2 separate regions of the Homo sapiens genome follow, and region 1 is linked to region 2. A link is an interaction called in ENCODE POLR2A ChIA-PET data of the cell type or tissue named here. Cell type or tissue: MCF 10A. All regions are shown on one strand. Each heading gives the region's core, and the rest is flanking DNA. Links, peaks and the distances in the headings are about the cores only.

The links. Peaks named below come from ENCODE experiments on the same cell type or tissue, not always from the same donor. Only the 100,000 strongest peaks of a DNase experiment are listed, where the experiment ranks them.
Region 1: POLR2A ChIA-PET joins it to region 2 with 23 read pairs; 2 of 35 experiments call an interaction of 5 or more read pairs at or near these places.

The regions. Positions count from the first base shown.
Region 1 is chr7:81,010,122-81,015,509 of GRCh38, forward strand. No RefSeq gene overlaps it. Among named protein-coding and RNA genes, the nearest start is that of SEMA3C, 94 kb to the left of the region's middle. RefSeq lists an enhancer at 2,770-3,273. In MCF 10A, for the core only: no CTCF peak of the experiment used is centred there; a DNase peak (open chromatin) is centred at 3,150.
Region 2 is chr7:81,070,739-81,076,126 of GRCh38, forward strand. No RefSeq gene overlaps it. Among named protein-coding and RNA genes, the nearest start is that of SEMA3C, 150 kb to the left of the region's middle. RefSeq lists an enhancer at 3,709-4,908. In MCF 10A, for the core only: no CTCF peak of the experiment used is centred there; DNase peaks (open chromatin) are centred at 3,023 and 4,603.

The DNA.
Region 1 (5,388 bases), core at 187-5,186, 61 kb before region 2:
TTTGACATACATTCAGATATTTTTCCTGGTTTGGGGCTCTTTTAAATAATGCTTCTATGAACGCTCTTGAACAAGTTGTGTGATGCATATATGTGTGCAGTTCCCTTGGGTGTATGTCTAGGAATGGAATTGTTGGGTGTGTGTATTTGTAGCGTTAGCAAATATTGCCAAACAGTTTTTCAGCCTAATTTTCATCTTTTTACATTCCTATTGGCAGTGTATAAAAAGTATTATAGTTTAAATCTGCACCAACTTATCATGGCCTTTTTCAAATTTAGCCATTCTTTTAGGTGCTTAATGATGATACATGGTAGTTTAAGTCTGAATTATTTGATGAGTAATGATGTTAAAAATCACTTTTTAAATATTTTAAATGAACATTTGGATATCATCTTTTGTCATGTACCTAATCAATCATTTATTCTTTTTTCCTTTAAACTAGAGATTCTGTTTGTTTTTTTTCTCATTGGTTTGTGGGAGTTTTTTGTGTATGCATTATGAATACAAGCCTTTGGCAGATTGATATATTGCCACATCTTCAACTCTGAGGCTTTTTCAGTTTTGGTGATATCTTTTGACGAACTGAAATATTTAATTTTAGTGAGGTTGAATTTATTAATTTTTTGTTAATTTGTAGTGCTTTTAGGTCCTGCTTAAGAAATGTTTGCTTACTTCAAATAAGAAAGAAAGCTACTCTCCCATCTTAATAAAGTTTTAAAAACGTATTGTTTACCTTTTACATTTAGGTCTGCAAACATTTGAAATTGACTTTTGTGTATGGTGTATGCTGGAGATAAAGTTTATTTCATTTTTCCATGTGAATATCCAACTGAATCAATGCCATGCATTGAAAAGACTACTTTTCTCCATTGTATTGCAGTGGCACTTTTTGTAAGACAGCTGACTCTGTAAGTGAAAGTCTGTTGCTGAACTCTATTCTGGCCTATTTGTCTTGCTTGCACCAATAATAGAATGTTTAAAATAAGTCTAGATATCCAATGATATATACCAGTGAATATTACTCTACTTTGAGAATAGATTGACTATTCTTGAATTCTGATATGGTTTTTTTTTTTTTTTTTTGAGATGGAGTCTCGCACTCTGACCCAGGCTGGAGTACAGTGGTGCCATCTTGGCTCACTGCAAGCTCCACCTCCTGGGTTCACACCATTCTCCAGCCTCAGCCTCCTGAGTAGCTGGGACTACAGGCACCTGCCACCACGCCTGGCTAATTTTTTGTATTTTTAGTAGAGATGGGGTTTCACCATGTTAGCCAGGATGGTCTCAATCTCCTGACCTTATGATCCGCCTGCCTCGGCCTCCCAAAGTGCTAGGATAACAGGCGTGAGCCACTGTGCCCGACGGAATTCTGATACAAGTTTTAAAAACATTTTTCCAACTTCTAAACACACAAACATGAAAAATAATCTTCTGGGATTTTGTTGAAGACTAGTTTTTTTCTATCCATCAATTTTTGAAGAATAAATATTTTGACAATATGTACTTTGGCTTGTTTAGGCCTTCTTTAATTTGTCAGTGACATTTTGTAGTTTCTGTTTAGATGCTTGTGTATTTAGCATTAAATTTATTCTAAGTTATTTGATACTTGATTCTTTCATGAATGGTATCTTTCTTAAATTTCATTATCTAACAAATTGTAAATGTATACAAAATGATTTTTGTATACAGATCATGTGAATCTATGGTCTATAATATGTGTTCTATTTTTAGAATCTGGATTATTTAGGTTTTCTGTATTCTACTATCTGTGAATAAAGGTAGTTTTAGTCTTTTATCACCATTTATATATTTTATTTCTTTTTCTTGCCTTATTACACTGGCTAGGACTTCTTGTACAACGTTGAATAGACATGATACTGGGTATTTTATTTCTGACCTTAAGAGTAAAGCTTTCAACACACCACTAATGTGTATAATGTTTGCTGTTGGTCTTTGTAGATATTTTAGAAGGTAAAAAAAAGTTCTATTCTAGTCATTGTTTTCTTAGTTTTATTATTATTGATAGTGTTGAATTTTATCAAAAGAAAATTTTCATCTTTTGCCATTATCTTATCATTTTCTCCCTCTTTATTAATGTGGTGAAATTATCTTGCTTGATATATATAATTTTAATTTCTGCATTATATATAGTTGAATTAAGGCTATGGATACAATCTTTGGATCTTTAGCATAACTGCTTTTGCCAAGTTTGGAAAATTTTTAGACATTAGCTTTTCAGTACTGTTTTAGCCTTATGCTCTCTCTCCTGTTTCTGGGACTCTACACATATACTATATATTTTTTTCTTTTCATAACATCCCATACTTTCCTTAGGTTCTTTTCTGTCCCTTCCTTTTTGTTTGTTTGTTTGTTTTGAGACGGGATCTCACTCTGTCACCCAGGCTGGAGTGCAGTGGCGCAGTCTCAGCTCACTGCAACCTCCGCCTCCTGGGTTTACGCCATTCTGCTGTCTCAGCCTCCCAAGTAGCTAGGACTAAAGGTGCCCGCCACCACACCTTGCTAATTTTTTGTATTTTTAGTAGAGACAGGGTTTCACCGTGTTAGCCAGAATGGTCTCGATCTCCTGACCTTGTGATCTACCTGCCTCAGCCTCCCAAAGTGCTGGGATTACAGGCATGAGCCACCGTGCCCAGCCTCTACTTTTCTTCTTAATTTTTTTAGACTCTTTCTCTGTGTATAGATTTAAAAAATTAAAGAGAAGTATTGCTAACTGTAAGCCCATTTTTTCCTTCTGTCTCTCTTGGATTTTGCCTTTTAAGTTCTAGATACCTCACACTAATTTCTGTCTCTTGATCCTACCATATTTTCCCTACATACCTCATGTGTTTACCAAAGCTATTTTGTTTCTCAGCTTTTTGTGTTTTTGCTTTGGCTTCTGCCTTGTTTCTCAATCTCTCTCTCCAGCAAATGATCTAAATATGAAAGCTGCTTACAGAATGTCAGGTAACCCTTTTGTGATTGACCTCTTTGAGGGATCTTGACCCCTCAAGTCCTGATAGCCTCAGCGACTCTTCCAGTGACTTCAAACGAAGCCTCTCCCTCTTTGTAATTATATCTGTTTTTTTCTAGTTGTTCTCAGTGGGAGTGTTAGTCAGCTACTCTATTGCAGCCACCTCAGAAATTCCCTGTAAATTTGTTTTGATGACTCAAGAGTTTCATGTTGTTTTGAGTGTCAGAATCTGAGTGATTTAACAAGTATTGCATAAGCTTTAATAAAAGCCATAAAAACATGAAAAATGTTTGCTATAATATGTGTGAAATTCTTTAAATAGGCAACCCAAAGGCACTATGCCAGTGGAAGATTTCTTATTTCTGAAAGAATTGGAATGGAAAGGAATCCCAGTTTTTCTGAATCTGAGAACAGATTATATTAGAATATAAAATGGCAAAAACATATAAATATATAGTCACTTAGTATTTAGAGTGGAAAGAATATACTGATCACAGACTACAGGAATTTCCTTTGCAATCCATTGGAGACCTGAAATATTATTTCTCACTAGTTTTCCAGTTAGGGGAGAGGGAAGAAATAGGGTTGTGCTGTGGTCAGATGAGTAGTGAAAGCTTCAATGGCAGCAAGAGAATTCCAGAAGTTGAAAAGTTGCAGATCCATGGGGCTCAGGAACTGTTACCATTGGACAGACTTTTCACTTTTATTCTGCTAAGGGACATTAATAGGCAGTTGGATTTTGCCAAAAAAGAATTAAGATAGTGAATAAGAACTTATTGAAATGATTTTAAAACCCTGTAAATCATTTTCAGGTGAGATTATATTTTAGATGTGAATTAAAACATATCAAACCTATGTTTGATCTTTATTTTATGTATTAATTTTTCAGGACTAGGTCTAGTGTAAAACTAAATATAAACCAAATAACTAAATCAAATATAGAGATTAATATTCAGATACTTTAGATGATAAGAGGGGAACTTATCTATGCTTGTATCTCATGCATTAGGTCTGCATTTTCCTAAAATTATTGTATCCAAATTTTTTAATTGTGTCAAAAACATTACGTATTTACAAATAGGAACATTTTATTTTGAAATTGTGGAGTAAAATTTTTAAAACTAAAATATGTCTAGTATATAAAATTTCATATCGCTATATTTTATTATGAAGGATACATGTATTCATGCTCTAAAGGAGGAATTAGTCACAAATTTTTACATATTTTAGAGACATTAAAAGCTTTGGTATCATTATAGACATTCTAAATAAATCTCAAAAGCACTAATCTACAAAGAGTAACAATTCAGAGAGTCAGGGAGAGAGGATTATAGTTTCAGATGTAACAAGTTATTCACCATTATGGTTTGCATATTGACGGCTGTGGAAACTGTTGACTCATTAGTGACTTACACACTCAAGACAGAGTAAAATTTTGACTCAGCAATTCCATTTCTTATTCAACTGCGTTTATAACTTGACATTATTTAATCAAATAATTATTTTACAGAGGTTATGAACTCTCTGTCTTCCATTAAAGTAAATGTTTTATATCAACTTCTATATATTTATTTATTCTGAACATTATAATATGCCAAACAGTAATTTATTGCTAATATTTTATGGTTTTACCCCCTATGGATATAGAGTTGGGATGGAAATAATCTACCTGAGAATTAGAAAACCCCAAATCAAATCTTTGCTGTCCCACTACAGCATGGGTTAGGTTAGACAAGTCATTTTCTATCACCAGAAATAGAGATTCCACATGTATATTTATTAAATGTTATTTAATTATGTGATTATCTCAATTAACATAACTTCTAAGAATGAGCACAAGGATATTTACATTGCAACATATAATTATACAGCAATTATTATTTTTCAGTTTCGTTCATTGCAAATGCCTGGAAGCAATGGCAACCCAATAGGAATAGACACTACTTATCTATATTATCACCTTAAAATACCATTCCTCATTAAAAGGAATTATAGCTTTTGCAAAGAATACTGGACTTCAGCCATGTGGCAGAAAATATATAAATCAACCTGGAGAATTTCAGTGAGTCAATAATCAAGCATCTGTCAAACTCTGTTATTTTGTGTAAAAGGACACAGAAACCAACATAAATAGCTCACATTTTTCAAATATAGGAGAATAATTTGAACATAAGAAAGAATGATTAAGGGAATTATATAAAACATTAAAATAGGGTTCTGAGTTTATTATGTGATGAGAGATTGAAAGAGGTGGAGATGAGAGAGAGAACAAGGTGGGGCTGGGGGTGCAGGAATTGTAAAGGAATCAAGAAATTCATTGAACAACACCACTGGAGAAATTTGGCACCAACACCTGTTCCTTAAATTAGCAACTAAAATGAAATAATCAAGAATTTAGTCTGAATTTTCCTTATGAT
Region 2 (5,388 bases), core at 168-5,167:
AATGAAAAATAAGCTTCTTGTCTATGACGACACGATAAATAAAAGCAGATGTTCAAATGGGAGACACCTGAAGAGACAAGTTAGTCCAATGGATAGGAGCGAAGGAAACTGCCCCTTTGTAAAGATTGAGGAAAAGAGTGTAAAATTATGCTCTCATTACACTCATGCTGTTACTAAGGCCTACAGAGAGAAGGTATTGAGAGGTGACAACATGCTGGCAGCCCTCGCTTGCTCTTGGCGCCTCCTCAGCCTCGGTGCCCACTCTGGCCGTGCTTGAGGAGCCCTTCAGCCCGCCGCTTGCACTGTGGGAGTCCCTCTCTGGGCTGGCCGAGGTCAAAGCCAGCTCCCTCTGCTTGCAGGGAGGTGTGGAGGGAGAGGTGCGGGCAGGAACTGGGGCTGTGCGCGGCACTTGTGGGCCAGCTCGAGTTCCAGGTGGGCATGGGCTCGGCGGGTCCCTGCACTCGGAGCGGCCAGCTGGCACCACTGGCCCCAGGCAGTGAGGGGCTTAGCATCCGGGCCAGCAGCTGCGGAGGGTGCCCCGGTTCCCCAGCAGTGCTGGCCCACTGGCGCTGTGCTCGAATTCTCGTGGGCCTCAGCTGCCTCCCCACAGGGCAGGGCTCAGGACCTGCAGCCCACCATGCCTGATCCTCCCCACCACCGTGGGCTCCTGTGCAGCCCGAGCCTCCCCCATGAGCGCTGTTCCCTGCTCCACGGGGCCGGGTCCCATCAACCACCCAAGGACTGAGGAGTGCAGGAACGCAGTGCGGGACTGGCGGGCAGCTCCGCCCATGGACCTGGTGTGGTATCCACTATGCGAAGCAAGCTGGGCTTCTGAGTCAAGTGGGGACTTGGAGAACTTTTATGTCTAGCTGGAGGATTGTATATGCACCCATCAGAACCCTGTGTCTAGCTCAAGGTTTGTAAATGCACCAATCAGCACTCTGTATGTAGCTAATCTTGTGGGGACTTGGAGAACTTTTATGTCTAGCTAGAGGATTATAAATGCACCAATCAGCACTCTGTGTCTAGCTAAACGTTTGTAAATGCACCAATCAGTGCTCTGTGTCTAGCTAATCTAGTGGGGACTCAGAGAACCTTTATGTCTAGCTAAAGGATTGTAAATACACCAATCAGCACTCTGTATCTAGCTCAAGGTTTGTAAACACACCAATCAACACCCTGTGTCTAGCTCAAGGTTTGTAAATGCACCAATCAGTGCTCTGTGTCTAGCTAATCTAGTGGGGACTTGGAGAATTTTTGTGTCTAGCTCAGATTGTAAATGCACCAGTCAGCACCCATCAAAACAGACCAATCAGCTCTCTGTAAAACAGACCAATCAGCTCTCTGTAAAATGCACCAATCAGCAGGATGTGGGTGGAGCCAGATAAAGGAATAAAAGCAGGCTGCCCAAGCCAGCAGTGGCAACCCACTTGGATCCCTTTTTCTACTGTGGAAGCTTTGTTCTTTCACTTCTTGCAATAAATCTTGCTGCTGCTCACTCATTGGGGCCGCACTGCGTTTATGAACTGTAACACTCACCAGGAAGGTCTGCAGCTTCACTCCTGAAGCCAGGGAGACCACGTGCCCACCAGAAGGAAGAAACTTAGAACATTTCTGGACATCAGAAGAAACAAACTCCAGACACACCACCTTTAAGAACTGTAACACTCACCGCAAGGGTCCATGGCTTCATTCTTGAAGTCAGTGAGACCAAGAACCCACAAATTCCGGACACGGTATCACCTTAAAAGCATGCATTGAATCAATCTTATTTATATTTTTATCTTAATGAAGGCATGAATGATGGAAGATATCAACTTTATATAAAAGAGCTTCGGCCAGGCACGGTGGCTCATGCCTGTAATCCCAGCACTTTGGGAAGCGGAGGCAGGCGGATCACAATGTCGGGAGATGGAGACCATCCTGGCTAACATGGTGAAACCCCGTCTCTACTAAAAATACAAAAAATTAGCAGGGCATGGTGGCGGGTGCCTATAGTCCCAGCTACTCGGGAGGCTGAAGCAGGAGAATGGCGTGAACCCAGGAGGCTGAGCTTGCAGTGAGCCGAGATGCCGCCACTGCACTCCATCCTGGGCGACAGGGCGAGACTCTTTCAAAAAAAAGAAGAAAAAAAAGAGCTTCTACTGCCAGGGAGAGAAGAACCCATGATCTTCTTGGGCTGGAAAATTAACCTTGAGATGCTTAGTAGAAAGGCGCTTGGAATTTACAACATTCTTCCCCTCCACTTTGTAGCTCATATGTAGTAACCACATCCCTATTTTACACCTTTAAATGTGACCCCTCAGTTGATTACATGTCTCCTGTCCTAGCCCCTTTGACACTAGTCTTCAAAAGATCAGATTAAATTAGAAGCATATCTCACGCCTGTAATCCCAGCACTTTGGGAGGCCGAGGCGGGCGGATCACGAGGTCAGGAGATCGAGACCATCCCGGCTAAAACGGTGAAACCCCGTCTCTACTAAAAAAAATACAAAAAATTAGCCGGGCGTAGTGGGGGGCGCCTGTAGTCCCAGCTACTTGGGAGGCTGAGGCAGGACAATGGCGTGAACCCGGGAGGCGGAGCTTGCAGTGAGCCGAGATCCCGCCACTGCACTCCAGCCTGGGCGACAGAGCGAGACTCTGTCTCAAAAAAAAAAAAAAAAAAAAGCGTATAAGCCTACTCATTGACTACTCTATATTAAGCAAGTTGCTGTACCTGTCTGAGTCTCAATTTCCTTATTTATAAATGGCAATAATTATACCAACTTGATTGTTTTTTAACAATACCAGAATGCCTTGCACTTAGTAAGTGATCAATAAGAAGAAATTATTACTGGTGTTATTTGCTTTCCATCATGAGAGAATTTTGTCTGGGCTTTAAAACCAGTTGACAAAACCTCCACCTATCTGAGATTTCTCTGTTACTCTTGGCCTATTCCCAGAACCTTGCCTGCCACAGAGAGGTGGGTCTCCCTGCCAAAACATGTTTTTCTTGTTGATGACGTTGTACTCGCTGCTGTTGAAACCTGTCCTGGCCACCTGTTTCCATCCTCAGCTCCCAGGGGATCTATTAATAGCTAGCACCTGGCCCCTCCCAGTCTGACAACCCCACTGACTCAAGGTTCCGTCACTGGTTTTACTCAGCGAACACGTTGTTGCATTTAGCAAAAACCAGTGAAAAATCCAACACATATCCTAGTGAAATTCAACACACGTTCTCTATGTGAAATATTTCTCCCTCCAGTCCCTCTGTCATTACTAGGTAACTTATGAACACACTTTATGCTTTCACATCACAAACTTGGAAATTGTTTTTAAAAATTCCATGGCTTAGCATTGCAAAAGAATGCAAAAGAAACTAACCATTTTTATTAACATGCCTACTGTATTCATGTATTCTTAGTTTTTGTTCAATTTGGAGCTCATGCTGAGTTCATAGAACTTGACTTATTTATTTGGCAGACTGTCAAAAAATTCAAAATTCCAATTCAAAATGCAATATTATATTTTCCAAACCTAAATGTACACATGCACATATCACTCATAAAGCCCATTTCAAATGCTATTTTCACTGCACTGTTTTTTTTAGCAGTTTTGTTACTTAGTGGAGCAGAATGCTGTTATAATTATGATTATTATTATGGTTGATGTAGGATATATAATTGACTTTTTTCTCATCAGCAAAAAAGATTTAAATGTGATTGTTACTCCCACCTACATGTACCTGAGTTCTGGGCTTTCCTGTCTTAGGTGCGATGAATTGCTTGTGTTTATGGCTAAACGGTGGAGTAGCTCCCTGAAGGCATCTTTCCCAGGCATCTAATTTGAAAAGCCTAAATTTTTGAGGCTGCATGGGTGGATGATCCTTGCAGAAGTCGGAGGCCCTTTGACTCAGGAAGAGAAGAGATTAACTTGACTCCTGGTGATTATTGAGATGGTTGTGCATTAACTCAGCCACCCTGAAGCAAAGAATGTGTGCACCTGAGGGTCCTTGGGAAGGATCTGAGCAGGGTAGACCCAGAAGGCTCTGACCTTGGGAATTTTAGCAATGATCCTTGAGGTCAACCTTGTGGCCAGTGAAGAGGGACACTATGAGGGACTTTCTGAGCGGAACAATATTTGATTCTCATGCTTTTCAGACCATGAAGATCAATGTTGGAATGGTGTGCAGCAGGGACTAAAACCCAGACCTTGTCTTTATTGTTTTGCCTGAATAAAATGAGAAGTTCCTTATATACTACAAGGGAGGAATAAGAAAGCCATTAACCTGACATTGACCTTAAAAGGTAAAGTCACAAGTTTTCCTCACCCATAAGAAAATATTCACTGGCGTGACCTGACATATAATCTCATGGGTTTCATGGATCTGTATCCCTGGGCATTTATGCCCTCACTCTCCTGTACATCTAGGAGACTAAGAGATTACCACAGAATGACTATTTCTGCCTCAGTCTGGAGCAAGATTGAACAATGGTCGTCTGACTGAAGTCACTCCATAAGGAGTACCTGTGACTGTGGAACATCTGCATCTGGAAGGAAATGTAAAGAATAAGTCAGATAGCAGCTATTCTGAATCAACCACCTACTCAATAGTGCTGGTTTTGTACATTCCAAATTCTGGAGTCAGAGTCTTTCTGATCTACCGTGACTTGCTTAATTGCTCTCTGGCTCCTCTTCCAGGTGGATGCAGTCCACAGTGGAACATCTTGATGACTGCCTGGAATCTTTGTGTAAAATAGAAAATGATACTAATTTTCCCTCCATGTGGGTACAACTCCATGGTAAAGTTGGTGAGTGGCAAAGCAGGCTTACCTCCCACCTTTCCTTCTTGGCTGGATATTCTTATATAGATTAACTATACTACCCTGCGCAACAACACTGATTCTTTGTCCAGCTTTCTGAAATTAGTCTTTCCTGGATGGTTCTCTACAAGCAGTCAATAAACTTTTGTGATCACTTAAAAATAATTGTCATTACTTACCCATGATTTCTCTGTTAAAGATGCCCAAATCCATGTATCAGCAGTGAAAAATGTCTAATAAAAGTAAAATTCACTCACATGTATTTCACAAGGCATATTTAACAACAAAAGATTAATGCATTTTTATTGTAAAAATTTAAGAATTAAAGTAGAACTATGTACTTGGAATCAACCTCAGAAATTGAAAAATAAATTTTGAAGGAAAAGAAAATAGATTTTAGGAAGAATCAGAATTGTTGAATGTGGAGATCTGAAAAAGAAAAATGAAAGTTGGAACAAAAAAAATGAAGAAAGAAAAGTATATGCTATAAGTGAAGAAATGCTTCATCTGTTGTCTTTTAGATATCTTTGAATATAAACTAAGCTGTCTAGTTATGGTCACAAATGTAAATAAAGAGTAGAGTTTC